Linked DNA regions of Homo sapiens: region 2 is linked to region 1. Evidence: read pairs that join two places in POLR2A ChIA-PET (ENCODE). Cell type or tissue: HCT116. All regions are shown on one strand. Each heading gives the region's core, and the rest is flanking DNA. Links, peaks and the distances in the headings are about the cores only.

Evidence for each region. Peaks named below come from ENCODE experiments on the same cell type or tissue, not always from the same donor. Only the 100,000 strongest peaks of a DNase experiment are listed, where the experiment ranks them.
Region 2: POLR2A ChIA-PET joins it to region 1 with 7 read pairs; 1 of 35 experiments calls an interaction of 5 or more read pairs at or near these places.

The regions. Positions count from the first base shown.
Region 1 is chr22:21,002,442-21,018,258 of GRCh38, forward strand. It overlaps THAP7-AS1 (THAP7 antisense RNA 1), which reads left to right. Exons shown (of 2, transcript NR_027051.1): 1 at 1-388; 2 at 6,226-7,933. P2RX6 (purinergic receptor P2X 6) reads left to right here and starts at 12,724. Exons shown (of 12, transcript NM_005446.5): 1 at 12,724-12,897; 2 at 13,501-13,651; 3 at 15,548-15,619. The coding sequence starts at 12,734. It also overlaps the pseudogene TUBA3FP. RefSeq lists silencers at 282-672, 7,003-7,148 and enhancers at 7,891-8,706, 11,604-11,753. In HCT116, for the core only: no CTCF peak of the experiment used is centred there; no DNase peak of the experiment used is centred there; H3K4me3 peaks cover 575 bases; H3K27ac peaks cover 972 bases.
Region 2 is chr22:19,475,080-19,490,896 of GRCh38, forward strand. It overlaps CDC45 (cell division cycle 45), which reads left to right and starts at 4,841. Exons shown (of 19, transcript NM_003504.5): 1 at 4,841-4,940; 2 at 5,079-5,138; 3 at 5,874-5,966; 4 at 7,611-7,748; 5 at 8,783-8,926. The coding sequence starts at 4,890. It overlaps UFD1 (ubiquitin recognition factor in ER associated degradation 1), which reads right to left and starts at 4,114. Exons shown (of 12, transcript NM_005659.7): 1 at 4,004-4,114; 2 at 391-523; 3 at 1-21. The coding sequence starts at 4,006. RefSeq lists silencers at 3,881-3,950, 4,741-4,790 and an enhancer at 4,351-4,650. In HCT116, for the core only: no CTCF peak of the experiment used is centred there; no DNase peak of the experiment used is centred there; H3K4me3 peaks cover 577 bases.

The DNA.
Region 1 (15,817 bases), core at 673-4,672:
GCCTCGGAATGACCTCTGACGGAAGAAATAAAACGGGGCCTGGGACGCTTGCACGAAAGAACCCGACAAAAACCAGAGCCCGCACTCACTCTCGTACTGGGGAGGTGGACTTCAGGGAGGGTTATCTGGAGGAGGAATCTCTCAAAGTACAACACAGGAGAAAGACAGTATCGCAATACAGAAATTTTATTTTTTATTTTATTATTATTTTCCTGAGACCGGAGTCTCGCTCTGTCGCCCAGGCTGGAGTGCAGTGGCGCGATCTCGGCTCACTGCAAACTCCGCCTCCCGGGTTCACGCCATTCGGCTGCCTCACCCTCCACAGTAGCTGGGACTACAAGCGCCCGCCACCACGCCCGGCTAATTTGCAATACGGAAATTTTAATAGGTAATTAGCTCTCCTAGCGTTATGGTGGGGAATACAGAGGGATGGTTGCCTGCCGCACCCTCCCCTCACTATTCTTCGCCTTCTTCAGCCTCAGCTTCCACGGAATCCATGCCCACATCTTCATAATCCTCCAGAGCTGCCAGATCCTCGCGGGCCTCGGAGAATTCCCCCACTGCCATGCCCTCCCCCACGTACCAGTGCACTAAGGCGCACTTGGCCGAACTTATGGTCCAGGCAGGCCCAGGCCTCCGTGATGGCCGTGGTGTTGCTCAGCATGCACACCGCCCGCTGCACTTTGGCCAGGTCTCCCACAGGGACCACCGTGGGGGGCTGGTAGTTAATGCCCACCTGTCAGAGATGGGCAGCATAGAATGAAGTTTATATTGGCCTCAGAAATGGGAGCTCATTAAAAATCAGAGCTGTGGACCAGTTCCAACACTGTGTTTTAAGAATTGCTTCTATATTTTTTGGCATTATCTGTTATCTATCGACAATTAATATCCTTTGACGACTTTTTTTTTTCTTTTCTTCTCCTTCTTCCTCCTTCTCCTCCTTCTTTGTTGTTGTTGTTGAGACAGGGTCTAGCTCTGTTGCCCAGGCTGGAGTGCAGTGGTGCAATCTCGGCTCACTGCAACCTTTGTCTCCCAGGTTCAAGCAATTCTCCTACCTCAGCGTCCTGAGTAGCTGGGATTATGGGCATGTAAGATGGAGCCCGGAAGACGGAGATTTCAGTGAGCTGAGATTTCGCCACTGCACTCCAGCCTGGGCTACAGAGCGAGACTCTGTCTCAGAAAAAAAAAAAAATTATTACCCATATTACCCATACAGTAAAACACATGAAAAAGAATGAGAACCCTGTCTTGGGATATAAATACATCCAAGGTATATTGTATACTTTGTAAAAAGAAAAGTGAGTTGAAGTCTATGTATTTATGTGTAAAAAAATCCATGTAATAACATACACAGGCTAGAACCTTGGGCAGCTAGGGTAGCATCATGCCGGAGGAGGACAAACGCCTGCTGAGGTGGTGACCCTGCCTTGCCCTGCCAAGCACGTAGCAGTTAGCACCAACTAGATACAGACACACTCCACAGGAGTTGGAAGGGGCAGAGAGAAGGGTTCGTACCCTGATCAGGGAGTGTCCTCCCACAACTCTAAGGCCAAGCCTATCAGCCCTTCCAAGTGGGAGTGCTGCCAGCTTTCTGTTTACTGTGACCACCTGTGTGCAGCAATTGGGTCTGTCACCTACAGGAAAGGGACATACATATCTGCTGGCCACTGTCAACATCACCTGTATAACAAGAGATTAATATGCCTTGAATATGTACAGAATGTTTTTCAAAGGACAGAAGCAGCTCTGGGGAAGAAGAGGACTTCAGCTTTTCAGTCTTCTGCATTCTTTCAGTATTTTGCCACATATCAGGTTTTGTTTTGTTTTTGAGACAGGGTCTCACTCTGTCACCCAGCCTTGAGTGCAGTGGTGTGATCTTGGCTCACTGCAACCTCTGCCTCCTGGGTTCAAGCGATTTTCCCACTTTAAGTGATCCGCCTGCATCAGCCTCCCAAAGTATTGGGATTACAGGTGTGAGCCACCGCGCCCGGCCCATATCAAGTTTTTTTTTTTTTTTTTTTTTTTTTTTTTTTTTTTTTTTTTTTTTTGAGATGGAGTCTTGCTCTGTCATTCAGGCTGGAGTGCAGTGGCACAATCTCGGCTCACTGCAACCTCCACCTCCTGGGTTCAAGCAATTCTCCTGCCTCAGCCTCCAGAGTAGCTGGAATTACAGGCAACCGCCACCATGCCTGACTAATTTTTGTATTTTTAGTAGAGATAGGGTTTCACCATGTTGGCCAGGCTGGTCTTGAACTCCTGACCTCCGGTGATCCGCCTACCTTGGCCTCCCAGAATGCTGGGATTATAGGCGTGAGCCACTGACCGCACCCAGCTTTTTTTTTTTTTTTTTTTTTGAGATGGGTTTTGCTCTGTCGCCCAGGTTAGAGTGAAGTACAATGGTGCCATCTTGGCTCACTGCAGCCTCAACCTCCCGGGCTTAAGCAGTCCTCCTGTCTCAGCCTCCTGAGTAGCTAGCACTACAGGAAATGTGCCACCATGCCCAGCTAATTTTTTATTTTTTGTAGAGACAGGTTTTGCCACGTTGCCCAGGCTGGTCTCAAAGTCCTGGGCTCAAGCCATCCACCCAATGGATTACAGGTGTGAGACACTGTGCCTGGCCAACATAAGTACTTTTATAATAAAAAACCCAAATGTTCGTATTTTTTTTTCTAAGGGTCTTGTTCTGTCACCCAGGCTGGAGTGCAGTGGCGCAGTCATGGCTCACTGCAACATCTGCCTCCCAGTCTCAGGTGATCCTCCTACCTCAGCCTCCCAAGTAACTGGAACTATAGGTGTGTGCCATCACACCCGGCTAATTTTTTGTATTTTGTGTAGAGATGGGGTTTCACCATGTTCCCCCAATGGATCCTGAACTCCTGGACTCAAGCTTTTTTTTTTTTTTTTGGTGAGAGAGGGTCTCACTTGGTCACCCAGCCTGGAGTGCAGTGGTGCAATCTTGGCTCACTGCAACCTCCACCTCCTAGGCTCAAGTGATCCTCCCACCTCAGCCTTCCAAGTAGCTATAAGTGCGTGGCATCATGCCCGGCTAATTTTTTGTATTTTTGGTAGAGATGAGGTTTCACCATGTTGCCTAGGCTGGTCTCGAACTCCTAAGCTCAGGTGATCCACCGACCTCAGCCTCCCAAAGTGTTGGGATTACAGGCATGAGCCACTCGGTCCAGCCCCCAAATGTTTTTAAGCATGGAAAAGACTCTTCGAAAATAGCATATCCGAAGCTGGGTGCAGTGACTCACGCCTGTGATTCCAGCACTTCGGGAGGCCAAGGCGGTTGGATCACTTGAGTTCAGGAGCTCGAGACCAGCTTAGCCAACATGGTGAAACCCTGTGTCTACCAAAAATACAAAAATTAGCCAGGCTTGGTGGCGCATGCCTGTAATTCCAGCTGCTTGAGAGGCTGAGACAGGAGAATTGCTTGAACCTGGGAGGCGGAGGTTGCAGTGTGTTCCATTGTACTCCAGCCTGGGTGACAGGGCGAGACTCCATCTCAAACAAACAAACAAAAAAAAAGCAAATGGTTGTTAAAGAATGTATGGTTGGCTGGGTGCGGTGGCTCACACCTGTAATCCCAGCATTTTGGGAGGCCAAGGCGGATGGATCAACTGAGGTCAGGAGTTCAAGACCAGCCTGCCCAACACGGTGAAACCTCATCTCTACTAAAAATACAAAAAATTGGTCAGGCGTGGTGGCTCATGCCTGTAATCCCAGCACTTTGGGAGGCCGAGGCGGGCGGATCACTAGGTCAGGAGATCAAGACCATCCTGGCTAACACGGTGAAACCCCGGCTCTACTAAAAAATAAAAAAAAAAAAAAAAAAAACGTTAGCCAGGCGCGATGGCGGGCACCTGTAGTCCCAGCTACTCGGGAGGCTGAAGCAGGAGAATGGCATGAACCCCGGAGGCGGAGCTTGCAGTGAGCTGAGATTGTGCCACTGCACTCCAGCCTGGGCGACAGAGCAAGACTCTGTCTCAAAAAAAAAAAAAAAAAATAGCCAGGCATGGTGGCGGGCGCCTGTAATCCCAGCTACTCAGGAGGCTGAGTCAGGAGAATTGCTTGAACCGGGGAGGCAGAGGCTGCAGTGAGCCGAGATCACATCACTGCACTCCAGCCTGAGTGACAAGAGTGAAACTCCGTCTCAAAACAAACAAACAAACAAGAATGTATGGTAAATCACACTAAGACTGACAAAAAGGAACTTAAGAGCAAAGAGAATTAATTCAACAAGGTCCATCTAAGGCTGGACTATCTTCTGGGGGGAGGAGAGGCTGTGACTTTATCTCCCCACAGACTAGCCTCCCTACTGTCTCACAATACTTAGTTACAATAGGAAACCTCTGCACAGCATAGCATCTCCCACAGTGCCTGCCAGCTAAGGATGTCTTCACCTTCCAAATGTAACACTAATTGAAAGAAAAATTCCTCTACTCAAGTTGAGAGGCTTAATAATTAGACACAGAATGGAGGGTTTCACCTCCTACCTGTAACATCTTACATCTAAGGTCTGTAATCCTCCTATGTAACATGTAATGAACATTCCAGGTTGGTGTAACTGTTGTAGATTTTACCCTTCTTTTTCCTCTTTTTTTTTTTTTTTTTTTTTTTTGAGACAGTCACGCTCTGTTGCCCAGGTTGGAGTACAGTGGTGATCTTGGCTCACTGCAATCTCTGCCTCCCTGTCTCAAGCGATCCTCCCACCTCCACCTCCCCATTAGCTATGACTGCAGGCATGCACAACCATACCTGGATAATTTTTATATCTTTTGTAGAGACAGGGTCGCACTATGTTGCCCAGGCTGGTCTTGAACTCCTGGGTTCAAGCAATCTTCTCACCTGGGCTTCTCAAAGTGCTGGGATTACAGGCATGTGTCACTGAGCCTGGCCGATTTTACCCTGTTCTATGAATCACTTTAAATCTGTCAACTTAAAGATGGTTTGCATCAACGTGAGATGAAAAAGAGAGATGATCTGTGTCAAGGTGTTGTAAAGTGGCTGAGAGAGGGCCAGACAGATTCAAGAAGTTGTGTGCGTTCAGAGGCAAGTTATGGCCATTCCACATGGGAAAAAGAAGACACATACCTGTGACTTTCTCATATCATTTCAATCTGGAATGATCCTGGAACTTGCAACTCCTCAAACACCTTCAGAACTCATTGAGACTTATAAATGTGGGATCTATAGCTTTGCCTAATGTGGGAAACCACTGTAGACAGGGGCTCTTAACTAACCATAGGGCACAAAGTTGACCAACACAGGTGTGGTGAGGCATTTAGCCTAGTCATCACAACAGATCTTCGAGCCTGACATTCTGTTATTTGGCTTCCAAATACATGGTACTTTTCTTTTGGTAGACAACTGACTGTAAGCATAGCTAAAGGAGCACCAAATCATCAGTCTGATTGTGTGTGAGGCAGAGGTCTCTGCTTGGTTTGGAGAAAGGGCAAAGACCTGCCTTTGGTCTTCACAGTAAACACTGCACAATATATTTAAAAATCTTTACAGAAATATTAGTGTTGCCCAAAATTCAGTGACAACAGGTGACCAAGATGATGTAAAGTGTAAAAACCACTATTTATAACACAAAAAATGATAACATAGAACCTGACAAATTACTAAAGTGAGCAGTGGAGTAATGTGGAGGACAGACCAGGACCTGCAGTCAGATAATCTCTGATTTCTCTCTGCATCACTTGCTGCCTGTGAGGCTCCAGACACCTAAAGCTATCTCAGCCTTTGTTTTCTTTTCTTTTTTCTTTTTCTTTCTTTTTTTTTTTTTTGAGATGTAGTCTCGCTCTGTTGCCCAGGCTGGAGTGCAGTGGTGCAATCTCGACTCACTGCAAGCTCTGCCTCCCGGGTTCACGCCATCCTCCTGCCTCAGCCTCCCGAATAGCTGGGACCACAGGTGTCTGCCACCACACCCGGCTAATTTTTTGTATTTTTTAGTAGAGCCGGGGTTTCACCGTGTTAGCCAGGATGGTCTCAATCTCCTGACCTCGTGATCTGCCTGCCTTGGCCTCCCAAAGTGCTGGGATTACAGGCATGAGCCACCGTGCCCAGCCTCAGCCTCTGTTTTCTAAAGTGTAAGATACTGGTAATATTGCCCCATGAACTTTAAAGGGTAGTGGTTAAGGTATGAGGGAACATAAAGTATTTGGTAAAGTATAAGGCGGTAGGAAATAAATTACTAAAATTATTATCCTTGCAACCTAGCTGACGTGAAAAGGGGTTGTCTCCATAAAGGATGCGGGCCTTCAGGGGCAGCATTATTCTGCAGGTCTCCTGCTTCCTGATGGCACAAGGACTCCACATCACCCAGTCCTACCTTAAATCCAATCGGACACCAGTCCACAAACTGGTTGGTGTGCTTGCTCTTGATGGTGGCGACAGCCGCACTGACATCTTTCAGGACCACATCCCCTCTGTACAACATGCAGCAGGCCATGTACTTGCCATGGTGAGGGTCACACTTGACCATCTGATTGGCTGGCTCGAAGCGGGCACTGGCGATCTTGGCCACGGACAGCTGCTCATGGTAGGCCTTCTTGGCTGAGATGACCAGGGCGTAGGTGGCCAGGGGGAGGTGGATGTGGGGGTATGGCACCAAGTTGGTTTGGAATTCTGTCAAGTACACATTCAGGGCCCCATCGAATCACAGGGAGGCCGTGATGGAGGACACGATCTGCCCAGACGACTGAGGTTGGTGTACATGGGACACTCGATGTCCAGGTTGTGCTGACATGTCATAGGTGGCTTTGCTGTCGACTATGAAGGCACAGTCAGAATGTTCCAGGGTCGTGTAGGTGGTCAGGATGGAGTTGTAGGGCTCCGTCATGGCCATGGAGACCTGGGGGGCTGGGCAAATGGCAAACTCCAGCTTGGACTTCTTCCCGTAGTCCACCGAGAGCCGCTTCATGAGCAGAGACACGAACCCAGAGCCAGTGCCGCCCCCAAAGCTGTGGAAGATGAGGAAGCCCTGCAGTCCCATGCACAGATCTGCCTGAGAGAAACCAGACAACGTAAGCCAATGCCCGTGGGAGCCACACCACCAACCTCCACCAAGCCGGGGCCACTTCTCTTTGCCTCTGAGAGTTGATACGGATTCAGACCATCCATAATGAACACGCATCACACTTTGAAGCAGAGAAAAGCAGACAATACAGATCTATGCACAAATCACCACGCACACTTCACAGTAAGACGTTGCAGAGGTCTAGGAAGGCTGGTTTGAAGAAATACACAGAAGAAAAACGGATGGACTAACCAGAGCGCTCAGCCAGCCTGCTGGACTGGCACCCGTGGCTACAGACACTCTTGTTTAGCACCATGGAGAGCTCCCTGCACAGAAGCAAGGACTCAGGGCATTGCCCCCTCTCTACCTGAGAACTAGACTCAGCGCCCAGCACTGGATTTGATAATACAGGTACTCAAATACATGTGCTTTCCTCTTTACTCAGACACTTCTAGGGCTGGCAGGGTCAGACAGTAATCCCCCACTTTGTGGGGAGGCCCTGTTTTTGCTGAACAGCTCAAGGGCAGGAAGATTCTTTCTTCCACACACCCCTGCAACTGCCAATACTTGTTCTGTGTGACCCTTGCAGCCATCCTATGCGGTAGGTGCTACCATTGCCATGGATCAAGTGGGGACGCACAGATCCAAGCTCCTTCACCTCTCAAGGGAGTTGGGCCCTCCCACAGATCTCTTGGAGGAAAAAAATGGCCTTGCTGGGCCTGTCGATTTCCAGTCCCCACCCACCTCCCTCATGTACATGTGTCTGTTTGTGAAACCTTCATAGCACCTTAGCTTCCAGGCCCTCCATCCCGGCTGCCTCTCTGGCACTTGCCCTTTTACTGTGCGGGTCCAAAGAGACACCTATGTTCAGTTTGTCAAAGTCTGAAATAAGCCTGTCTTTTAATTTCACTGACTCCCAGTAGTAATTTTTTTAGAAGACAAACTGCTTCTCTGGCAGTTACACTCCAGGGCCAATTCTCAAAGGCCAAGTCTGGTGCCACCCCACTCCCTCTAAGCTGCTTGAGCCAGATGAGAGCTTCTGAAATGCTGCAGAAAAGAGCTCTCCTGGGGCATCCATTAAAATGCAGATTCACTGGCATTCCCCTAAGAGTTTGGTTCAGCAGGTCCAGGGTCAACATCTGCATGCCTCACCCAGGGTCACAGGTGATTGTTACTATTATTGGACCATTTGAGGAGAGGCAGGTAGAAGTGCAAATTCCTGGCAAAGCAAACACTCAGGGGCATGAGAGTGATGAGACCAAGGAATCCCAACCATGTCTTCTACCTCACCTGGAACAAAATCTATACCCTTTTTGCCACGGCCTACAGCCCTGCAGCCCTCTGCCCTCTCCACCCCACAGCCTGGCCACGCTTCCCTGGCTCCCTAGCCTAGGCACACTGCTGTCTGCCAGTCTGGGAAACAGGCCCGCATGCTCACTGTTCCTCTGCTTGAAATGCTCTCCCTCTGATCTTGCCATGGCTGACTCCTTCCCACCCTGCACATTTCAGCTTAAATGTCACCTCACAGAGGCCTCCCCAGCCACCTCTTTAAAGCAGGGGGTCCCCATTCTTCTCTAGAAGCATAAACTATTTGTTTCTTTTGCAGTGCCAATAATTACTCAGAATGATATTGTTAACATTGTCCCTTGAGGTCAGGAACTTGGTTTTGTTCAAGGTGGATCCCTGGTGGCTAAGTCAGTGCCCAGCACATACAGCAGCGCGCAATGAGATATTTGTGGAAGGAATGAAGAGTTCCGTGTGGCTGGAGTGGAAGAGGAGTGGGGCAAGGTGGGGTGTGGGGAGCAGGAACCAGAGCACATGCTCCCTGGCGATGTGCAGCGCGGTCCTGCCAACCCCCACCCATCCCTGCCCCAGGAAGCTGAGCTTTCATGGCCATGGTGCCCTGCGCAGGCATTACCTGCTTGGTCATTCAGCTGGTTGTAGCTCAGGTCCAGGGACTTCAGGTCTGTGTGGGCCAGCAGGAGTTCGGCAAGGTGCTGGGCCGCCTGCTCCTCCAGGCCATTCCCTGACAGCTGCATCTTCCGCATGGCCTGGTTCACTGTGAGGGCGGCACAGAGGGCCTGGGCTCCTGCCACTCCCAGCTGGTTCTCCAACAGGTCCACATCTGGGGGACGGAGCCACTCCTCAGCCAGTGGGATGCAAAGCCAGGTACCACCCCCCTCCCCCCTCTTCTGCCATCCCCCAAACCTCCAGGTCTGAGGCAGAGGAAAAGGACTTACAGGTTAACTGTCCTGGGGTTGCATGGTGGCTCTGGCTCCCAATGGCTGGGTCCCCTCTGCCCCTGACCTCCCCCTCCCTGTGTGCCCACCAGCTTCTGTGTCAAGCGGTTAAAACTGCCTACCTCCTGGTACTGTAGAGACTGCTGTGGTGGGGGGCAGCCACCCCATCAATGATTATGTCTGGCAGTGATATCACCACCCACTTCAGAAGCCCTCACTGCCCCATTGCCAGGATTGGCAATAATAGCCCAGGTGACTGTGCATGGAGCACTTACATGGGTCACACACTCTGCTGATCACTTCAGGAGTGCATTTCACTTCATGCTCACCACAGCCCCAAGCCTATGAGGTCTTGTGGGGGCCATTTCACAGATTGGAAACTGAGCTGCTTTCATAGGTCACCCCGTTTTCTCAGTGGCAGAGACAGCATTTGGATTCAGCTTCAATGAACTCCCACCTTGCCCACCCCTTTCTTGAACTTCCCCGCCCCCAACTCTCTGTGTTGCAGGACTTTCCACTCTGCATTCAGGCACTGGGGAGTCTCCCATGTGCAGGGCAGGGCAGGAGAATGGGTGCCAGCCAACAAGGAAGGAGAGTGGTGGGGTAGGGTGGATGAGGAAGGGACTTGTATCCAGCATCAGCTGCACAGCAGAGGGTCTAACTCCACCCCACATACCCCCTCCTGTGATGAGGCCCCTCCTCTATCCACCAGCAACACCAGCAGGACCCAGGTGACATGGCCCAGCTTTCAGGGGTGGAGGCACATCCCTGAGGAAAGGGAGGACTCACGCCTGCCCACCTGCCCCAGACCCAGCACCTACCGCAGATGCTGCTGCTTTTGCTCAGGGCACCTGCCAGGGCCTCTGTACCTGCCCCATAGAGCCCACTGTCCCAAAAGTTCAGCCACTTGACATATGGATTGGAGCTCAATGAGGAAGCCAGAGACCGGCGCCCTGGGACAGACAGAGCAAACACACTGGCCACTATCCTGGCTCATGCTCCAGGGCTCAGCCCGCTCCACGTCCCCCACCTGGAAAGTACCCCCCTTTCCACCTGCTTAAGGGACACATGCTTCTCCTTTTAGGCCCCACCTAGGTGTCCCCCACCCCCACCTCTCCCAGAGCCCCCAGCGGGTTAGAAGCCTGAAGGCTCCCCAACCCTTCATGCCATCTGTCATAGCATCAATCCCATCTGTCTCTCAGATGTCGAGGGTAGGGCATGCCTGGCACAGGCAGAAGCTGGGGAGTACAGGGGACAGACTCAGGGGCACTCCCATGGCTGTTGTCTCCCGGGGCCTCTCCCTGTAAGCCTGGACCCAGTGTCCTTCCAGTGGTACCTGGGGCCCCAGGCCACCGTGCAGCAGGTTCAGCTCTGGGGCACTCCCTTGGCACAGAAAGCAGAAGATGGGCACAATGCTATGGATCCAGCAAGACCTCAGGTACAGGGTGTCCCCGACCAGTTCTCCAAGTCCATGGGTGCCTGGTAGGAGACAGGGGGATGAATGTGAACCCCTGCATGGCTATAGCCACCTGCCTCCTCCCCTGCCCTGCATCACTACCTGGCCTATTTTTTGCCTCTAGAAGCACTGCTTCCTATGCTCCTTAGGACCACTGCCCGCATATGACAGATAAGAACATCGAGGCTAAGGCAACGCAAATCTTTTCCTTAAAGTCATACAGCTGTCAAAAGAAAGCTGGACAACCTGGGCAACATAGCGAGATAAAAAATTATTTAAATTAGCCAGATGTGGTAGCCCCCTGTAGTCTCAGCGACTCAGGAGGCTGAGGCAGGAGGCTCACCAGAGTGCAGAGTTCAAGGATGCAGTGAGCTATGATCCTGCCACTGCACTGAAAGCTGGGTGACAGAGCAAGACCCTGGCTCTAATAAATGAATACATAAAGTCTCACAGCTAGTGGTAGCTAATCCTGCCAGAGTCAGGCCTCTACCTGTCTGATGACAAATGGCACACTATGTCTTTTAACCTGATTGCAGACCACAAATGTTTTGTGAATATTTTCCCCAGGGAAAAAACCGGAAGTAGTTCTAAATTCTATACATCCATTATATTAGTTTTACCTGTGGATTGGGAAAACCCAGCTCTGATTGCATTTCAGGGCGGGACAGCCTTTGGTGCACTGTCTGGCGGGATTTTCCATTTTAACCTCCTTCTAGAAGCGCCTTCTCATGGTAAAGTTCCTGATGCCGCCAGGAGCGCCGAGGAGAGGGCAGGGGGCTGGAGACGCCCCGCAGAGGGCTACGTGCCCTGCTGGACAGAGGTCTCCTGCCTCCTCGGCGGCGCCAGCCCACCTCCCACAACCCCTGCGGGAGAAGCCCCCAAGGGGAGGAGACGGGCCTGGCCCCTGCCCCGAGCACCTTCCGTCTCTAGGTCGGAGTCTGAATCGGCCTTGGGACCCTGCTTGGCTTCGGGGACCCCTGCAAGACGTCCACAGGCCGCCGTCGCCTCTTCCTCCTGCTTTTTATCCTCCCCAGACCTCTGGCAGGAACCGCTCATCGTTACGCCCCTTTCGCAGCCTCAGACCCTGAGGCGGAGACCGCTTGGCGCCTCACTTAGAGCGCGACCCGGGGATGTGGGCGGAGTCTGCGGCTGCGCTGACCAATCGAGTGTGGCGTCCATCGACTGGCGTCTGCCACGGCAATTAGCGACGCGCTCCCCCGCGGCGGTCGCCCCGGCAACCCAGTGCTGTAGGTTGCCGTAGAAACCGTGGCTCTCCTGCGCTGAGGCTCCTCGCCTGAGAGGATAAACTGCACGCGCCACGGGCTATGCACTGGGCTGGGCGCCTTGTGGGCATCCTCCCTGCCTTCCTAGGGGGTTCCAGCATCGCCCCCCTTTCGTGGACTGGGAAACACGCCTGACTCCAGGACTTGTGTTGTCCTCACTGCACTGGGGAAGGTGGCGGGGGCAGCTTTTCAGGAGGGCCTGGGGAACTTCGCAGAGCCAGGTCACCCTCTCACTCTGTGCCTCTTAGTTATCTTGCATGCTCTGGTCTTTGCATACGCTGCTCCCTGCACCAGGAACCTCCATCCCCATCTTTGTCTGCTTGTCGAACTTCAGAAATCTGCAAGGGTCAGCTTAGAGGTCACTTCTTCCGGAAGCTTTCCTCAACACCCTCCCCGCCCTGCTGCTGCTGCCCTCAGGCCCTCCTCTCACAGCACTGATAACAGCTGTCCGTCTCCACCCTCCCACCACCTCCACTCCCACCCCAGGAAGTGAGGCCAGAGGGCAGGGACAGAGCTGCTGCTGTTCTCTGTGTGCCAGGGCCCAGCAAAGGGAATGTAGGGAGGGTGGGAGGTGCAGGGCAGCTGGGATTAGGGGTTGAGGGCTGGGTGTTGGAGGCTGGATCTGGATCCTGCTTTAGTGGAAGTGTCCCTTTAACAGCAACTGGCCTGGCCTGGCTCGGGCCCTGCTTTGCCTCCTGTTCAGCTGCGGCTGCAGCTGCCATGCTGACTCATGTGCCCGCAGCTAGCAGGAGCTGGCAGCATGGGCTCCCCAGGGGCTACGACAGGCTGGGGGCTTCTGGATTATAAGACGGAGAAGTATGTGATGACCAGGAACTGGCGGGTGGGCGCCCTGCAGAGGCTGCTGCAGTTTGGGATCGTGGTCTATGTGGTAGGGTAAGAGAGAAGAGCTTTTGGCCAGGCTGGAGGGGCAAGGGAAGAGGTGGGGGGTGGGGCTTGGTCCTGCTGGGTTGAAGTTGAGGGTTGGGCTGTTTAGGGGCTGGAGTGGAAGGGGGCAGATTGGGACGGGGTTGGGGAGAGCTAGGCGATACAAGACAGGAGAGCAAGAACAAGCTGTGTGTTTGTCCTGTGTGTCCACTTGCCTCCTTCCCAGGCCCCCACCCAGGCCCCACCCAGGGGGCACATGACATAGTCCTTAACATCTGTGAGAGCTGGAGCACTAGGCCCCCAGAGAGACCACCAGCTGTATCTCGGGTCAGGAGAGTCTGTAAGGGGGAAGCTGGATCTAGTCAGGCTGGGGGTGGGTGCTGGCTAGTGAAGGTGATTGTCTGAGGGCATTGGCTCTCTGATGCATGGCTGGAGCTTCTGTCTCATTCAGGGGGTCTGGAGTGGGAAGTGGGGCCAGAGAGGAGGTGGGGCCTTCGATGTTGGGCCGGGAGCCTGTAGGGTGTGGGGGGAGAACTGAGCATGTAGGGCTCAGCTCCGCCCCTGTCACTACACGCTGGGGACACACCACACTGCCCGACTTCTCCTCCCCAGGTGGGCTCTCCTCGCCAAAAAAGGCTACCAGGAGCGGGACCTGGAACCCCAGTTTTCCATCATCACCAAACTCAAAGGGGTTTCCGTCACTCAGATCAAGGAGCTTGGAAACCGGCTGTGGGATGTGGCCGACTTCGTGAAGCCACCTCAGGTGGGGGCCCTGATGTTGCTGACGGGGGCGCAAGTCCTTTCCCCACTGACAGCCTGAACACCCGCCATGCAGCCAGTGTGTGCGAGAGAGAAGCATGTGATGCCAGAGACGGCTGCGGGTTCTCAGGAAGGGCTTCACAGAGGAGTGGCACCTGGACAGGACTTTCAGGGATGTGTAGGAGGTTTTGGGGTGGAAAAAGGGGCCACTCAAGAAGCCAGGCCAGGGTTGGACGTGCTGGCTCACGCCTGTAATCCCAGCACTTTGGGAGGCCAAGGCAGGTGGATCACGAGATTGAGAGTATCCTGGCTAACACGGTGAAACCCCATCTCTATTAAAAATACAAAAAATTAGCCGGGCATGGTGGTGGGCGCCTGTAGTCGCAGCTACTCGGGAGGCTGGGGCAGGAGAATGGCATGAACCCGGGAGGTGGAGCTTGCAGTGAGCCGAGATTGCACCACTGCACTCCAGCCTGGGTGGCAAAGCGAGACTCTGTCTCAAAAAAAAAAAAAAAAAAGCCAGGCCAGAGAAACTGCATTTCCAAAGACTGCCAACAGAAAAGAAGGGAGTGTCCAGGACTAATGGCTTGAGCTTGAGAGTGGTGTGAGGTGCTGGGGCATGGAACTTCCCTGTAGCCCTGCTCCCTGACCTGGGGCACTACGGTCAGGTGCTGCTCCTCCCCTCTTCTCGGCTGCGTTTTCCTCCTCCCTCCACCCAGCTCATCCCCAGCCTCAACTGCCACTTCTGCTCCTCTGATGCCCAGGGTGTATTCCCAGTGATCACCTGCCCAGAGCACAGCTGTCTTCTAGGTGCACACCCACATGTCCAAAGATCAATTATTTTCCTCTCCTGGCATGGCCTCTGTGACGCCCACTAGTCATGGTGGCTGTGACATCCACTAGTGCCTCAGCCAGACCCGTGACTCACCCTGGACCCCTTCCTGTCCCTTCCAAGATTTTTCACCACTACCCATGCCATGCCATGCATGAGACTATGGCCTCCTAGAGGGTCCCTAGATGCCCCTCTCGCCTCCTCCCTTACTGCTCGGTGCACACCACGCAGCAGCCAAGCTGAACTTTCACACCAGGCATCATGAGAGCCTGCAGCGCCTGCTTCTACCCTCAGGAATTCCCCCAACCCTGCCCATGACGGTGTCCACACTTTCCTCCCAATCCTAATGGCTGCCACTCCCAGCACCATCTGGCCAGCCCTCACCTTCCCTTCCTGGGCATACATTCCCCAAATTCACAGTGCTCTCACGAGCAGCACTGGAGGGTCAGCCTTTCTTTCCAATGTCCTCGGCCACCCGTTGACCACAGACACAGCTTTCCCTCTTCTCCCTTGGCCCCTGCCATGCCAGTGCTGCTGTGTGTGAGATGGGAGACTCACCTCGTCTCCATCCTGAGCAGGTGCTGGGCCCAGCTCTCCCTTGGATCTTCAGTACTAGAAGCAGCAGGCTGTTGGAATATTCTGGTTGGAGCCAGGCATGGTAGCTGGAGCCTGTAGTCCCAGCTACTTGGGAGGCTGAGGCAGGAGGACCTCTTGAGTCCAGGAGTTAGAGGTTGCAGTGAGCACTGATCACAACACTACACTCCAGCCTGGGTGACGAAGTGTAATCCTGTCTCTAAATACACACATACACATGCACACACACACACAAATTTTGGTTGAGACAAGAGACTTGTCTCAAGAGATGGACATGGGCACAAGGCTTCCTGGTCTCAAAAATGGCCAGAACCACTGCCAGCCTCCCATCTCTGCTTCAGTCTGCCTTACAGGGGGACAGGGTTAATGACTTGATGGGGCCAACATCCCTTCCCTCATAAACCAGGCTGCCGGCTTCCGGCCTTTCCAGTCAACACGAGCCCAGCCAGGCCAACCTTGAGACTTGCCTCCTAGGGAGAGAACGTGTTCTTCTTGGTGACCAACTTCCTTGTGACGCCAGCCCAAGTTCAGGGCAGATGCCCAGAGGTGAGTTTACCCAGGATCCTCCCAGCGGGTCCCTTGTTCCTCCATCAGCCCCAGGGGGCCACCCGTGTTTCCCTTTCCCCTTCCCAGGTGGCTGAAGGCTCAGCCTGTGCTCGGTGTCCCCCAGGCACTGGGCTACATCTTTTCCTGAATCATTATGTTCAGTCTTCACATATCCCCTGCCTGGTAGGAAGTCCTGTG
Region 2 (15,817 bases), core at 5,607-9,606, 1.5 Mb before region 1:
GGGCCGAGGGTGGCATAATTACTGTGGAAAGAACATTTAAGAAATATTAAAAAATAAAAATAAAAAGGACAGACCAAAGGCAAGATGCAGTTTCTTTATATCTAACAAAAAGCCTTAAACTGTTTTTAGGGTAGCCAGAATGTCCCAGTGATCTTTCATGAAGAATCTTACTTGATGTAATTTATTTTGGGAACTGAATGGTTATCAGCCATAAACCTAACCATAATTAGCACCCCACCCCAACAGAGCAAGTCAGGGATAAATCCCAGCACCATTTTCACAGTAACACTAGCTTCTGACTCCCACATGCAAAGTAAGTACTGTTGAAGGCTACAGCATTGCAGACTTAGGGCAGGAAAAGTTACTATTCAAATAAAAACAAGCACATACTCTTCCCTCCTTTCTCCACATCTGACCTGTCATTAGGCCCTGCTAGCATGGACACAGAGAAGCAGCGGTACTGTGTGGAGAAGCGGTTTTGGAAGACCCTGGGAATAGGGTGGTCGAACATGTTGAAAGAGAACTAGAAGGAGGAAAGAGAAACAAGTATTAAAACAAAGGTACATTTCTTCATGTCAAAAGCCAAAACATGTCAGAGTAATTAATGCTACTAAACATTGTCAGAGAACACAATGTACTGAAATCTTCAATGTAATCTTACTAAATACAAAACAGGCCATGCCAAGCCTGTCCTGAACCTTTTTCAGGGCTATGCTCCCATCTTCATCCTCAGGATCAAGGCCCAACCTCTTGCATACCTCAGAGACTTGTACTGACAGCCCCACAGACTCCTGCCTGGGCTAGTTCCTCTGCCTTGAACACTTTTCCTATTATCATTAATCTAAACAATATTTGTTAATTGAAACATCTCTTTATTGAGTGCCTACTGTCTGCCAGGCTCTGATATGAGCACAAGGGAAGCACCACTCCAGTGATGTCTGTCCACTAACAAAATAGATACCACCCCTGTCCTGGTGAAAATGACACTCAAAGCAAGAGAGATATACACTCCAAGCAACGGACACACACACATGTGTGTCTGGCAGTTCTGAAGACAAGCAGCAGGGTAAGTAGACACAGGGCTCCTGGGAATGCTATTTTAAATAGGTGGTTAGGAAGGGACTCTGCACAAAGACCTGAATGCTATGAGAGGGAGCCAGGCAAAAAAGAGGGAAAGACATTCCAGGCAGCAGGAAGAACAGGTACCCAGTGGTTGCACCCCTTCCCCTGGGTTCCAATTACCATCCTTTCCTTTCCCCAGGAAGCCTCTCTTGCTCTGCTGAGGGTCAGGTCTAGTGCCTCTCCAGCGTGCTCTCACAGCACAAAGTAGGTACACGTTACACTATGTTATGATGCTTTCTTACAGCAACAAGCAAAGCTAAAACATGATGCCATTAAAAAGATAAGATCCTAGATCTTAAACTGTAGACTAAGATGAGGCTTAGCAAACATGTATCAATTTGAAGGTTTTCTCAAAGTACAGTATTCCTCCCACCCCCCACCCCCATATCCACAGGGGATACATTCCAACATCCCCAGTGGACGCCTGAAACCACAGATAATACTGAAATCTATACATACTATGTTTTTTCTTATACATATCTACAATTTTCTTATACATATCTACAATAAAGTTTAATTTATAGGCTGGGTGCGGTGGCTCACGCCTATAATCCCAGCACTTTGGGAGGCAGAGGCAGGTGGATTACCTGAGGTCAGGAGTTTGAGACCAGCCTGGCCAACATAGTGAAACCCTCTCTCTACTAAAAATACAAAAATTAGCCGGGCGTGGTGGTACACGCCTGTAATCCCAGCTACTCAGGAGGCTGAGGCAGAAGAATCGCTTGAACCCAGGAGGTGGAAGTTGCAGTGAGCCGAGATCGTGCCACTGCACTCCAGCCTGGGCAACAGAGCAAGACTCCATCTCAAAAAAAAAAAAAAAAAAAAGTTTAATTTATAAATTAGGCACAGTAAGAGATTAACAATTAATAATAAAACAATTACAACAATATACTGTAATAAAAGTTATGTGAATGTGGTTTCTATTTTAATATTTTTGGACCATGGTTGACCTCGGGTAACTGAAACCACCTAAAATCTCACAGGAGGATATATATTCAAAAGAACTGGAGGCAGAATCAAGAAGAGATTTTTGTACACCCCGTATTCATAGCACAATTATTCATAATAGCTAAAAGGTGGAAGCAACTCAAGTGTCCAATGACAGATGAATGAATAAACAAATTGTGGTATGGTATATACATACAATGAAATATTATTCAGCTTTTAAAAGGAAAGAAATCCTGTCACATGGATGAACCTTGAGGATATCATGCCAAGTGAAGTAAGTCAGTCATAAAAGGACTTATATTTTATGAGTCCGCTTCTAGGAAGTACCTAGAGTAGGCAAATTCATGGAGACAAAGTGGAACAGAGATTGACAGGGGCTGTGAGGAGCAGAAAATGGAGAGCTATTGTTTAATGTGAGTAGAGTTTCACTTTTGCAAGATGAAAAAGTTCTGAAAATCTGTTGCTCGTGAATGTACTCAACACTATTGAACTATAGACTGAAAAACGGTTAAGATGATAAAAATTTGGTTTTTTTAACCACAACTAAAAAAAAATCTGTATTAGAGAAAATTTCTTGACTTGATTCCAAATATATATTTAGTAGAAGGAATGCCACCTACTGACAAAGCAGTTTACTAGCAACTCCAAAATTAGCAAGCTGAATTAGCCATCTCCCAAAATGCAAACATAGCATGTTCCCGCCTAAAATCTGGGATGGTTCTTTACTCCCTGGCACTCTAACACAGTAATTTCCAATCTTTTGTCTTTCTTCTTTTAAGCAGCATAACTGTTCAGCTAAATCTTGGCCAGAACCATAACACAGGAAATAGCGTTTCTGGGTGAACAAGGCCAGAACAGGGTAGGGGCTTGCTTCCCTTGAGTGCTTCTCACTAGCCAACCTATGTAAGCCATTTCTTCTCTTTGAATATAAAAGGTAAATCCGCACAAAGGGGCAACATACTTAACAACCTGCCTGCAGTTTACCCATGAACCCGACCTTCTGCCCCTTCTTTGCTGCTCCCGATCCCATCTCTCACTTTCCTTTTCAATCCCGAGACCTAGCACACTGCCTGGAACATATCAGGTATTCTTGAGTGGATGAACTCAAGAATAGAAATAAGCCAGGGTTTGACAGTGACACACTTGGGATAAAATCTAACAATCATTCCTTGTCTTTACTAAAATAAACAGGTGACAGGAAGACAATACCGTAGAGTGCTTTGCAGCCAGACAGACTTGGCTTCAACTCTCCAGTCCCTACTTCTGTGACTCGAATAAAGTACCTCTGTAAACGTTAGTTTTCTCATGTTTAAAATCATCATCATCCTTGCTTCCAAAGGGATTGTAGGGATTAAAAGAAATAAGCCGCGATGAGGGAGTACAGGTGTTAAAAGCTGTGTAACAGGAAATGTACCAGCAGGTATTAGCTTCCATCGTTATCATTACCGAACACAACACCGCTGTACAGATTCGAAGGCACGAACCCGTAGGCACGGAGCTCACGGAGCTGGGGCAAGAGCTGGGTGTCCCCCAAGAGCGGGGGATGCCCACTACGGATTCTCCCTGGGGAGCGCCCTGATTCTGTTCCCATCCCCAGCAACCTTGCAACTAACTTTGGGTTTATGGAAACCTGTTGCGCGTCCAGCACTTGGGAAACCCGTGAATGGACACAAACCTTCCTTTCTTTCGTCAAGGAGGGCAAGTCCGGCTGAGACAGAATGCGAGCCACGTTCAGGACCGGCGGACGCGACCACAGGCGGTTAGTGGTCAAGGGTCCTGCTTGTGCCCGGTGCGGCCGATGAGCCTGCAGGCCGGACTCAGGCCCGGGTGACTCGGCACCTCCGCCGCCGTCCCGCCCCGCCCTGCCCCGCCGGGCCCTACCTCAGGCCCCGGGCCAAGGCCCAGCCCCCGCCCGCTGCCCGTCAGCGCTTACCATGATGGACACCACCTGGCAGACTCCGCTCCTCTCAGGCAATGCAACGAAGAAACCCCGCCGACCGCTCTCCCAGCCGCCGCTGCCGCTGCCGCCGCGCCAAGCCGGTACGCCCCAGAGGCTCACCGGAAGTGCCGGACCCGAGACCCGGAGGGGGGGTGCCCGGGACAAAGCGTCGGCTGCAAAAGAGAAAAGGCCAGGCGAAGACGCTAGGCTCTAAAACACCCTCAGTAGAAGCATTAAAATGCCCTTTCGTGATTTATTTCCCCTTTTATAGGTATTTTTAAACGTTATTTTAAATTACGTGTTGACAGTATTCCCCTCCAGACGAATTTAGTAGGGCCCATTGTCCTTACGACTACACTACCCACAATGCACTACCCAGACTGCCTCTGCTTCAGCCATCGAGGACTCGGGCGGAACTAAGCTACAAATCCTTCTTCAAACCACACCAAAAACCTATTGCAAACGTAAATGCTGCCCCATTGGGTATGTGACTGAGTTTAATGTATGGTTAGAAGTATACTTTCCCTGAGGGTTCCCAGTGGGAGGCAGTAGGCTTCTCTTCCCAAAGTAAAGATGTCCGCCCAGCGTCGCTTTTCTGGGTAAAAGCGAGTCAGAGTTGAAGGGGGCAACAGTGTTTGCGTTCGGCCTCAGAGGTGACGCTTCTTTGGGGGCGGGCTGGAGTTTTCTGGCCGTGAATGGCAGAGCGCTAATGGCCGCCTCCAATGTGGCCCAATCAGAAAGAAAGGAAGGCTGGGAACTAAGAAGCTATTGGTTGGTGATCCCTGGACCAATCGGAGGAGCCGTGATTTGGCGGGAGTCTTGACCGCCGCCGGGCTCTTGGTACCTCAGCGCGAGCGCCAGGCGTCCGGCCGCCGTGGCTATGTTCGTGTCCGATTTCCGCAAAGAGTTCTACGAGGTGGTCCAGAGCCAGGTGACGCCCAGTCCGGGACCCCCGCCGAGGCCTTGCCGGTGGGGAAGGGATGAGGGGGAGCGACCGTGGGTGACCGGGAGGCAGGGGAGGGCCGGGGTTCGGGTCGCCGTGTTCAGCCGGTCTGCTCTTCCCCGATAGAGGGTCCTTCTCTTCGTGGCCTCGGACGTGGATGCTCTGTGTGCGTGCAAGATCCTTCAGGTGAGTTCTGCGGACCCTAGGAGGGCGGGGCCGGCGCGCGAGGTGAGGGTGCTGCGTGGGGGCGCAGGGCGGGCAGAGTGTCAGGATGGGTGCTGAGGGCTTAGGGTGGGAGAGGGAGCAGGGCAGGAGGTGAACAGCAAGTGAGAGGAGAGAGACTCGGAGGAGAGGTTGCCTCCCTGTCCCAACGGTGTGGGGTGGGATAAAGGATTAAGTAAAAGGTAAAGAGACTAGTTTGTATTTTTGCAATAAGCTATTAATATTAATAGGTGAACACAGCAGTTGCATTTGGGGGAAACTTTGGATCTGTCGTGGCCTCTCAAATGGGGGATTTGAGAGAGAGGAATCTGTGACAACTGTGGGTATAGTCGTGTCACAGGTGTTGCTGGGAATATGGGAGCCCCTAGTCTATTAGGGAAGATCGTTAGTTTGGTTTTGAATAGGGCATAGTATTTACGTTGTTTTGGTCAGGCCCTTGGATCAGGAACTTTTCAGAAGGCCTGGAAGTTAAATCGGCATTTCTCCCCGATGTTTTACTTTGGTAATTTGCAAAATTCACAGAATGGTATGGTAAACGCTCATATCCCTAGCACCTAGCTTTTCCCGTAAGCATTTCACTAGCTTTAATGTTATCCCGTGTCTTTTGTCTCTCAACCCGTCTAATCTTCCTCAGTTTCTTTTCAAGGTAAATTGCTAATGTCCTAAATAAGATAGGCTTTGAAAACACTCTCTCTCCAGGCCTTGTTCCAGTGTGACCACGTGCAATATACGCTGGTTCCAGTTTCTGGGTGGCAAGAACTTGAAACTGCATTTCTTGAGCATAAAGAACAGGTATTGAAGATGCGTTTTAGAATAACGTGGCTTTTTACTCAATTGTAATTTCTTGACACAGCATTCTATTTCCACGATAGATTAAGCGTGTATTTAAGTATCAGCTACATTAGGCAATATGGAAGAGAAAAACATGCTGTATTTACTGGTGACTTACCACGCCCAAGTTGTAGAAGCAAAATTGACAGCAAAAAAAGATAATGAATGTGGATAGCCCCAACTTTGAACTTGTTTTAACTTGTTTTGCAGAAATTTGATTGTAAGGTGCTTGGAATCTAGCAGTTTTTAATATGGTCTAGTTAAAATTATTTTATTTTATTTTGGTTTATTTTTTTATTTTTTATTTTTTTTGAAACGGAGTCTCGCTGTGTCGCCCAGGCTGGAGTGCAGTGGCACGATCTCGGCTCACTGCAAGCTGTGTCTCCTGGGTTCATGCCATTCTTCTGCCTCAGCCTCCTGAGTAGCTGGGACTACAGGCACCCGCCACCACACCTGGCTAATGTTTTTGTATTTTTAGTAGAGACGGAGTTTCACCATGTTAGTCAGGATGGTCTTGATCTCCTGACTTTGTGATCTGCCCACCTCCGAAAGTGCTGGGATTACAGGTATGAGCCACCACGCCCAGCCTTTATTTATTTATTTTTGAGACGGAACCTCGCTTTGTCACTCAGGCTGGAGTGTCATGGTGCAATCTTGGCTCACTGCAACCTCCGCCTTCTGGGTTCAAGCGATTCTCCTGCCTCAGCCTCCTAACTAGCTGGGATTACAAGTGCCCACCACCACGCCTGGCTAATTTTTGTATTTCTAGTAGAGACGGGGTTTCGCCACATTGGCCAGGCTGGTCTCGAACTCCTGACCTCAAGTGATCCGCCTGCCTCAGCCTCCCAAAGTGCTGGAATTAGTTAAAATTATTTTAGAATACACTACTATTTTATGTTATTTCTCTGAGAAAATGCATCCTGGTTTCCAACTTAAAATCCAGGAATAAATTTAAACAATAGATGCCAGGATTCCTCCCACCTCTGCATGGGGCCAAATGAGAGATGGGACATTGTACACCCCACAGAGAGGGGATGGGACATGGAAGAGGGTCCCTGGAGTCCCTAGCCATATCTAGGATTGTTTTGGCAGAGACAAATCCTCTCCTGATGTTCCTGTTATTATGTCAAGGACCCGCACCAGCTTGGTATTTATAAGGAAAGAAAGTGCTATAGTGATAGAGTGTGATAAAGGACTTAATATTTAAGTACCCATAAAGTATTTGCTAAAAACTTAAACCTGTACGATGCCATTAGCCTGGAGAGGCACGCAGCATAGTACTGTGAGGTCTGGAGAGACCCAATCACGTGCTCGAAGTCTTGGTCTGCTCCTCATTAGTTTCTTGAGCCTGTCCACGAGACTTGGGCTTGCTGAGTCTCAGCGTGCTCCTGGGGAAAACTGGGAGCCCCAGGGCCCACCCTGCTGTGTCACCATGCTAAAGCACTTAGCATGCCAGCCTGGCCATTTTTTGGAGTCCCTTGCCACGTGGGCCTCGCCACATGTCAGGGACTGAGTGAGTTTAAGCAGAACAACTCAGAGGCTTAGTGATGAAGGAAAAGGGGCCTCCTCGATATAGCTACTTTACAATATCTTCCTTTTTTTCAGTTTCATTATTTTATTCTCATAAACTGTGGAGCTAATGTAGACCTATTGGATATTCTTCAACCTGATGAAGACACTATATTCTTTGTGTGTGACACCCATAGGCCAGTCAATGTCGTCAATGTATACAACGATACCCAGGTACTTTTTGTGCTATGCCCTCAAACTGTCTGTACTTTTTATGCCATGTACAATGTCTCACCTGGTGTTCTTGGTAAGGTGTGTGTCTGACTACCCTGTGGGACTGGGAACAGCCTGAACACAAGAACTTGGTCTTTGTCATCTTTTTTTTTTTTTTTTAAGGAGAGTCTGGAGTACACTGGCACAATCATGGCTCACTGCAGCCTCAAACTCCTGGGTTCAACTGACCCTTCCTGCCTCAGCCTCCTTAGTAGGTGGGACTACAGGCACATGCCACCACGCCCAGCAAATATTTGTTTTTATTTTTGTTGAAATGGAGTCTTGGCTGGGCGCGGTGGCTCACGCCTGTAATCCCAGCACTTTGGGAGGCCGAGGCAGGCGGATTACGAGGTCAGAAGATTGAGACCATCCTGGCTAACATGGTGAAACCCCGTCTCTACTAAAAATACAAAAAATTAGCCAGGCATAGTGTTGGACGCTTGTAGTCCCAGCTACTCAGGAGGCTGAGGCAGGAGAATGGCATGAACCCAGGAGGCAGAGCTTGCAGTGAGCCGAGATCGTGCCACTGCACTCCAGCTTGGGCGACAGAGCGAGACTCCGTCTCCAAAAAAAAAAGAAAAGAAAAATCAGCCTGGAGTTGCTTTCAGACAGGAGTTTTAGTCACCACTTAGGGGTTACACATCTTCATGTCCTATATCAGACAGAGGCCAAGTTGTGGGGCGTTCATTTTATTGGTGTATGACGTAAGAGGATGCTGTGTTTCCAGACTTAAGTAGACTAGATGGTTCTCAAAGAACTGTTTTCAGATTTTCATAATTTCTGCATACCACGTATGGTGTAACTCTGGTGCCTCACTGGTAATGAAAACAAGAAAATTCCTTAGAAGCCTGGAACTCTTGTTAAATAGGTAGCTATTTGTATGAACAGGAAACTGAGTCAGCTTATTAGGAAATGATAAGATTCTGCAGAAGAACATATTGTATAGTTTTCCGTAGAAAGAGGAGAGGCTTAATTCCTTTTTGTTTTGAACTTAGATCAAATTACTCATTAAACAAGATGATGACCTTGAAGTTCCCGCCTATGAAGACATCTTCAGGGATGAAGAGGAGGATGAAGAGCATTCAGGAAATGACAGTGATGGGTCAGAGCCTTCTGAGAAGCGCACACGGTTAGAAGAGGTGAGTTTGGGTCTCTCACAGCTATCCCAGAGGAACTTGCACTCCCAGAGGTCGGAGGTCATCCTGAAGCCTGCCAGGCCAAGGTGTACTGAGGGCAGTGGGAAGTGGAAAAGTTAGCAGGCATGGATGCTGACCCTGGGCTCTGCTGTCCCCTGGTTATGTGGCCTCAGGCAGGTTACTGGACTTCCCTAAATAGTGGCTTATCTGTCCAATAGGATCCTGTCAGAAGAAATGAAATTTAGGACAGCTCAGCTCTGCGGCTAGATAGCAAAAAAATAATGTAGAGAAGCAATAAATAGTGTAACCCCCACCCCTTCCTTTTCTACTGTCTTCTAGCATCACTTACTATGCAGTCACTGCAGAGGAGCAATGTGGGTCTGCATCCCTTGGCCAGGCCCAGTCCCAGACAATTACTGCAGGGGAGGTATCTTGTATGTGAAGATACCAGTGGTTTTCACCATGTGGACCTTGGGTCTGAGCTGCTTAGTGATCTGGGGCTGGGCCCAGTGGCCTACCCAACACTACGGCTTCTGCAAGATGTAAAATGACAGGCAGAAGGTGGTTGTTCCCATAGCACGGAGGGCCACGTGATGCTTTTGAAGATGGCCTCTGGCTCCTGATCTTGGTGTGTGACCTAGAATTTGCCCCCGTAATGTTCTAGGGTCTTCCCTTCATCCTCAGCCTGACATTTCCCGGTAATGTGCTTTTGGGAAGCCTTTTTGAGCCATATTTGAGATGTTCAAGACATTCTTCATTTGGGGAAGGGGCAATGCCCTTCAAACTGAGGCATGCTTCTCTCTTCTTTCTCACCTTTGTCACCCCTTTCACTAGGTTTGGGTGTCTCATAGGGAACCTCTTGGACCCACTGTTATATTTTCTTACCTCTTGCCCAGCTCTTTGTTCTATTTTTTGGAAGACTTTTTGTTTTTTGTTTTTTTTTTGTTTTTTCCCCAGACGGGGTCTCTCTCTGTTTCCCAGGCTGGCCTCAAACTTCGGGCTCACTCGATCTTCCCACTTCAGCCTCCCAAGTAGCTGAGACTAAGCACATGCCACTACACTCAGCTTGGTCTTTATCTTCTAATCTTTGGTTTGTGAGGGGTCCTTTTTGTTCTCTGAATTTTTTTTTATATAGCATTCTTTTAACTATCGATGAGCTGCATTTCATTGGTTCCCAAATGTCAGTATCCAATGGGATTTCCCGGGAAACATTCATGTTCTACAGATAAGTCTTGGAATTTTCCACTCTGACTAATAAACAAATATTTTTTAAGCACTTACTATGTGCCAGGTACCAGTTAGGCCCTGGGGTGCGGGTATGAGAGCAAAGTCCTGCCTTTGCAAAGCTTTCCATTGGGGGAGACAGATACTGATCATGTAAATGAGCACAATTAGGGAAAGCTTTCAGGTATCAAACATGAGTTAGCAGGGGATGGAGCCAAGAGGATTCCTGGGCAGAGCATCCATAGACACTGCAGCTCTGAGGTGGGAAGGAAAGTTTCAAGGAAGGCTTGGCCAGCAGTGCCAAAGGAACAGGCAAATGAGAACAGACCAGTGGGTTTGGCAATAAAGAGAAGGTAGGTTGTCTTGATGAGATACAGGAAAATAATCAGCGTTTCCTTTTACATACTTAACACATCAATTTGGAATTTGTGTTTGTAAATGTTTAACATAATATTCATGGATTATAATAGGCATAATTTCCCACCAACTTTTTATTTTGAAATTTTTTGAAATGTATACAGTGGTTGAAAGGATAGTACAGTGAATATCCATGTACCTTCAATCTAGAGTCAACAGTGGATCATGACTGTAGGTGGTCTCAGCTACTTGGGAGGCCAAGGCAGGAGGATTGATGAAGCCCAGGAATTTGAGAACAGCCTGGGCAACATGAAGAGAACCTGTCTCAAAAAAAACAAAAACAGTTTTTCACATTTGCCACATTTGCTTTCTTTCTGTGTATTCTTTTTTCTGTATTATTTGAGAATAGATTGCAGAAACTGATATTCTTTTTTATTTTTTATTTTGTTTTTTCTTGAGATGGAGTCTCACTCTGTCACTGAGGCTGGGGTGCAGTGGCACGATCTCGGCTCCCTTCAACCTCTGTCTTCTGGGTTCAAGCGATTCGCCTGCCTCAGCCTCCCAAGTAGCTAGGATTACAGGCATGCACTGCCACAGCCAGCCAGAAACCATGATATTCTACACATTCTTTCATAAGCAGCTCCTAAGAATAAGGACATTCTTCCCCATAAACACAATGCCATTGTCATACATAAGAAATTAATAATATCCTAATATCATGTAATATTCAGCCCATATTCAGGTCTCTTTAATTGTCCTCAAAATATATTTTGCAGCTATTTTTATTTCTGAACTATTCTCCAATCAAGATTAAGACATTTAGCTATTCCTCTTTACTGTCTTAACCTAGAACCATACCTTACCTCTTTTTTTTCTTTTGTTTTTAATGACATTGAAGGCCAGTTCTCTTTTCTAATATTTACTACTACTTGTTTCTTCATGGAGTACTTTAACTTGCTTCTCTATCCCTGCATTTTCTATGATCTGTAAATTAGGTCTAGAGCGTTGATTTTAATAACATTAAGCATTCTTGAGAAGAATACTTTTTATATAATTAAAACCTGTGCATGATTTATAACTAAGTATGTGTATATTAGAGGTATATATATATTTTTTTGAGACGGAGTCTCGCTCTGTCGCCCAGGCTGGAGTGCAGTGGTACGATCTCGGCTCACTGCAAGCTCCTGGGTTCATGCCATTCTCCTGCCTCAGACTCCCAAGTAGCTGGGACTACAGGTGCCTGCCACCACGCCCAGCTAATTTTTTATATTTTTAGTAGAGACGGGGTTTCACCGTGTTAGCCAGGATGGTCTCGATCTCCTGACCTCATGATCCTCCCACCTTGGCCTCCCAAAGTGCTGGGATTACAGGCGTGAGCCACCGTGCCCGGCTGCTTTTTAGAGGTATATTCTTAGAAATATTTTTACCAGCCTGGTGTGGTGGCTCAAGCCTGTAATCCCAACACTTTGGGAGGCCAAGGCGGGTGAATCACCTGAGGTCAGGAGTTTGAGACCAGCCTGACCAACATGGAGAAACCCTGTCTCTACTAAATACAAAAATTAGCCAGGAGCAATGGCAGATGCCGGTAATCCCAGCTACTCGAGAGGCTGAGGCAGGAGAATTGCTTGAACCTGGGAGGCGGAGGTTGTAGTGGGCCAAGATCACGCCACTGCACTCCAGCCTGGGCGACAGAGCAATACTCTTGTCTCAAAAAAAAAAAAAAAAAAAGAAATATTTATACCAGACTGGACAACATAGCAAGACACTGTCTCTACAGAAAAATAAAATAAAAATTAGCCAGGCATGGTAGCATGGTCACATAGGCCCGGCTACTTGGGAGGCTAGAGTGGGAGGATGCCTTGAGACCAGGAGGTTGGTTGAGGCTGCAGTGATCCATGATCACATCACTGCACTCCAGCCTGGGCAACAGAGCAGGACCTCATCTCTTAAAAAGAAAAGAATGAAATATTTTTATTAATAAGGGTGCACATTCAAAGAGGTTTAGAGACAATAGGTTATAAATAATTGTTTTAAGGAGTTCTGCTATAGGCCGGGCGTGGTGGCTCACGCCTGTAATCCCAGCACTTTGGGAGGCCGAGGTGGGTGGATCACGAGGTCAGGAGATTGAGACCATCCTGCTAACACGGTGAAACCCCATCTCTACTAAAAATACAAAAAATTTCCCGGGCATGGTGGCAGGAGCCTGTAGTCCCAGCTACTCAGAAGGCTGAGGCAGGAGGATGGTGTGAATCCAGGAAGCAGAGCCTGCAGTGAGCTGAGATCCACCACTGCACTCCAGCCTGGGCAACAGAGCAAGACTCCGTCTCAAAAAAAAAAAAAAAAAAAAAAGAGTTCTGCTGTAAAGAAAAGAGGAGACATGGGGTCGAGAATCATTTTTACTTGTCTTTTAAAGGTTGGATGTTAGAGCTGGACCCCAGCAAAGATGAGAGTCCGCTATAAAAATAACCATAATTATACTTAATCTACAGGTGCTATAATATCGTGGCTCAGGTCACGGGTTTCAAATTTTGTATCTGCTATAACAGCTTTGTGACTGTAGGCAAGTGACTTAACCTCTGTGTGCCATTGTAAAATAAGGAGAATAACTAGACTTAATTGTTTTGGTTCCTACTGATGTTTAACAAATTACTCCAGAACCTAGCAGCTTAAAACAACCTTTTCCTTATGCTCATGGATTCTGTAGGTTAGGAATTTGGGCAGAGCCCAGTGAGGATGACATCTTTTTGATCTGTGATATCTGGGCCCTCAGGTGGGGACTCAATGGCTAAGAACTGGAAGCATGGCTCAGACATCTGCTGGGAGGGCTCCAAACCAGGACTACTGAGCCAAGCACCTGCAGGGTCTCTCCATTGAATGTGACTTCCTTACAACATGACTGCTCAGGCTTCCAGCATGAATATTCCAGTCACCCGGGCAGCCACTGCATGGCTCTCCCGACCAGCCTTGGAGTACCTCAGCATCCAGTAGCCACAAGGGAGGGGACAGGACCCCACCATGCATTGTGGCAGGGTCAAAGAAATCTCAGGCTGTGGGAATTTTGTTACTTTATTGAGGCATAATGTCTACACAATTCACTAGGTGGTACAATTCAATGAGATTTAACAAATGTATAAAGATGCAACCACCATCCCACCATGATAGAGAACAATTCCATTACCCGCAAAAAGTTTCCTCACCAGGACCATGGCTTTTTTTTAATTAAAGTTTTTCTTTTGAGATAATTACAGATTCACATGTAGTTGTAAGAAGTAATATAGAGAGATCACTTATATACTTTGCCCAGCTTCCCCCAATGGTAAAATCCTGTAGTATAATATCACGGTCAGGATGGGAGGCTAAGGCAGGCGGATCACTTGAGCCCAGGAGTTGGAGACCAGCCTGGGCAACATGGCAAAACCCTGTCTCTACAAAAACTACAAAAATTAGCCAGGTGTGGTGGTGCACACCTATGGTCCCAGCTACTTGGGAGGCTGAGGTGGGAGAATCACCTGAGCCCAGTAAGTCGAGGCTGCAGTGAGCTGTGAGCACACAACTGCATTCCAGCCTGGGCAACTGAGACTATCTCTAAAGAAAAGAAAGTCTCCTTTCTAAATTTATAAATCATGTGATTTTTCAGTTGGCACTCTAAAGGTTAGAAATCACTGTGAAAGTTCTGCCAGAAACTGAATATGTCTATTCCATTTATGCATTCAGAAACTGCCAAAATAACCCATGGGTATTGCTTTAAAAAAAAAAAAAAAGATACAGAACATTTCCAGCACTGTAAGGATCCCTCTGTTGCCCTTTTATAGCCACACCCACTTGTCTGCTGCCTGGTAACCACTAGAGAGCTCCATTTCTGTAATTTCATTTCAACAATATTATGGAAATGGAAATGGAATTATACAGTATGTAGCCTTTTGGGATTGGCTTTTTTTCGCTCTGCATAATTCTTGGAGATTCATCCATGTTTGCTTGTATCAATGGCTCATTCCTTTCTCGTCCATCAGCATTGTGCAGTTTTCAGTGTATAAATTTTCTGTTTTTGTTAGATTTATACCTGCATAAAAACAAACAATATTTATTATTTCTGCGTGCTAGCCATAAATACGTGGACACCAAAATTTAAAATACAGTATCATTTGCAGTCAGTCAAAAAAATGCATAGTCTGCTGTTGTTGGGTAGAGTTTTTTAGAAATGTCACTTACATACTGAGAGTTGGTGGTGGTGTTGAGTTCTGTTTGCTTGCTGCTTTTCTGGCTAGTAATACTTTCAACTCTTCAGAAAGGGACATTGAAGACCCCAACTCTGATTATAGATTTGTTTGTTTCTCCTTCCAGTTCTATCACTTTTTACTTCACGTATTTATAGCTCTCTTGTGCGCACACATTTAGGATTGTGGTGTCCTTTTGGTGGATTGACCCTTTTATTCACTTAGTGTCCCACTCTGTCTCTGGTAATTTGCTTTGCTCTGAAGTGTGATTTATCTGATATTAATATTGCCACTCCTGCTCTCCTTTGATTAATGTTTGCACGATATATCTTTTCACATTCTTTAGTTTCATTCTGCCTATATTGTTACATTTGTAGTGAATTTTTTAAAACAGCATACAGTTGGCTCATATTTTTAAATCATGTTTTTTAAAGCCATTCTCTATCTCTTAATTGATAAACTTAGCTTACTTACATTTATTTTAGTTACTGACATGTTAGGGCTTAAGTCTGACATTTTATTTTCTGTTTCCTGGTCTCTGTTTTTTTTATTCTATTTTTTTCTTGTTCTTTGTTATTTGTATTTTTATTTTTTTGAGATGGAGTTTCGCTCTGTTGCCCAGGCTGGAATGCAGTGGCGCGATCTTGGCTCACTGCAACCTCTGCCTCCCAGGTTCAAGCAATTCTCCTGCCTCAGCCTCCTGAGTAGCTGGGACTACAGGCACGTGCCACCACGCCCAGCTAATTTTTTGTATTTTTAGTAGAGATGGGGTTTCACCTTGTTGGGCAGGCTGGCCTCAAACTCCTGACCTCAGGTGATCCGCCCACCTCAGCCTCCCAAAGTGCTGGGATTACAGCCACTGCGTCCAGCCTGTTTTCTTTCTTTTTCTTTCCTCTAGTGTTTGTGAGTCTATCTCCTTGTATAGATTTTTTAGTGGTTGTTTCAGGTTATTACATTACATATCCATAACTTATCACAGTCTACTGGTATCATCATTTTACCAGTTGAGTCACATGTAGAAACCTTATCTTCTTTTTTTTTTTTTTTTGAGGTGGAGTCTCACTCTGTCACCTAGGCTGGTGTGCAGTGGCACAATCTC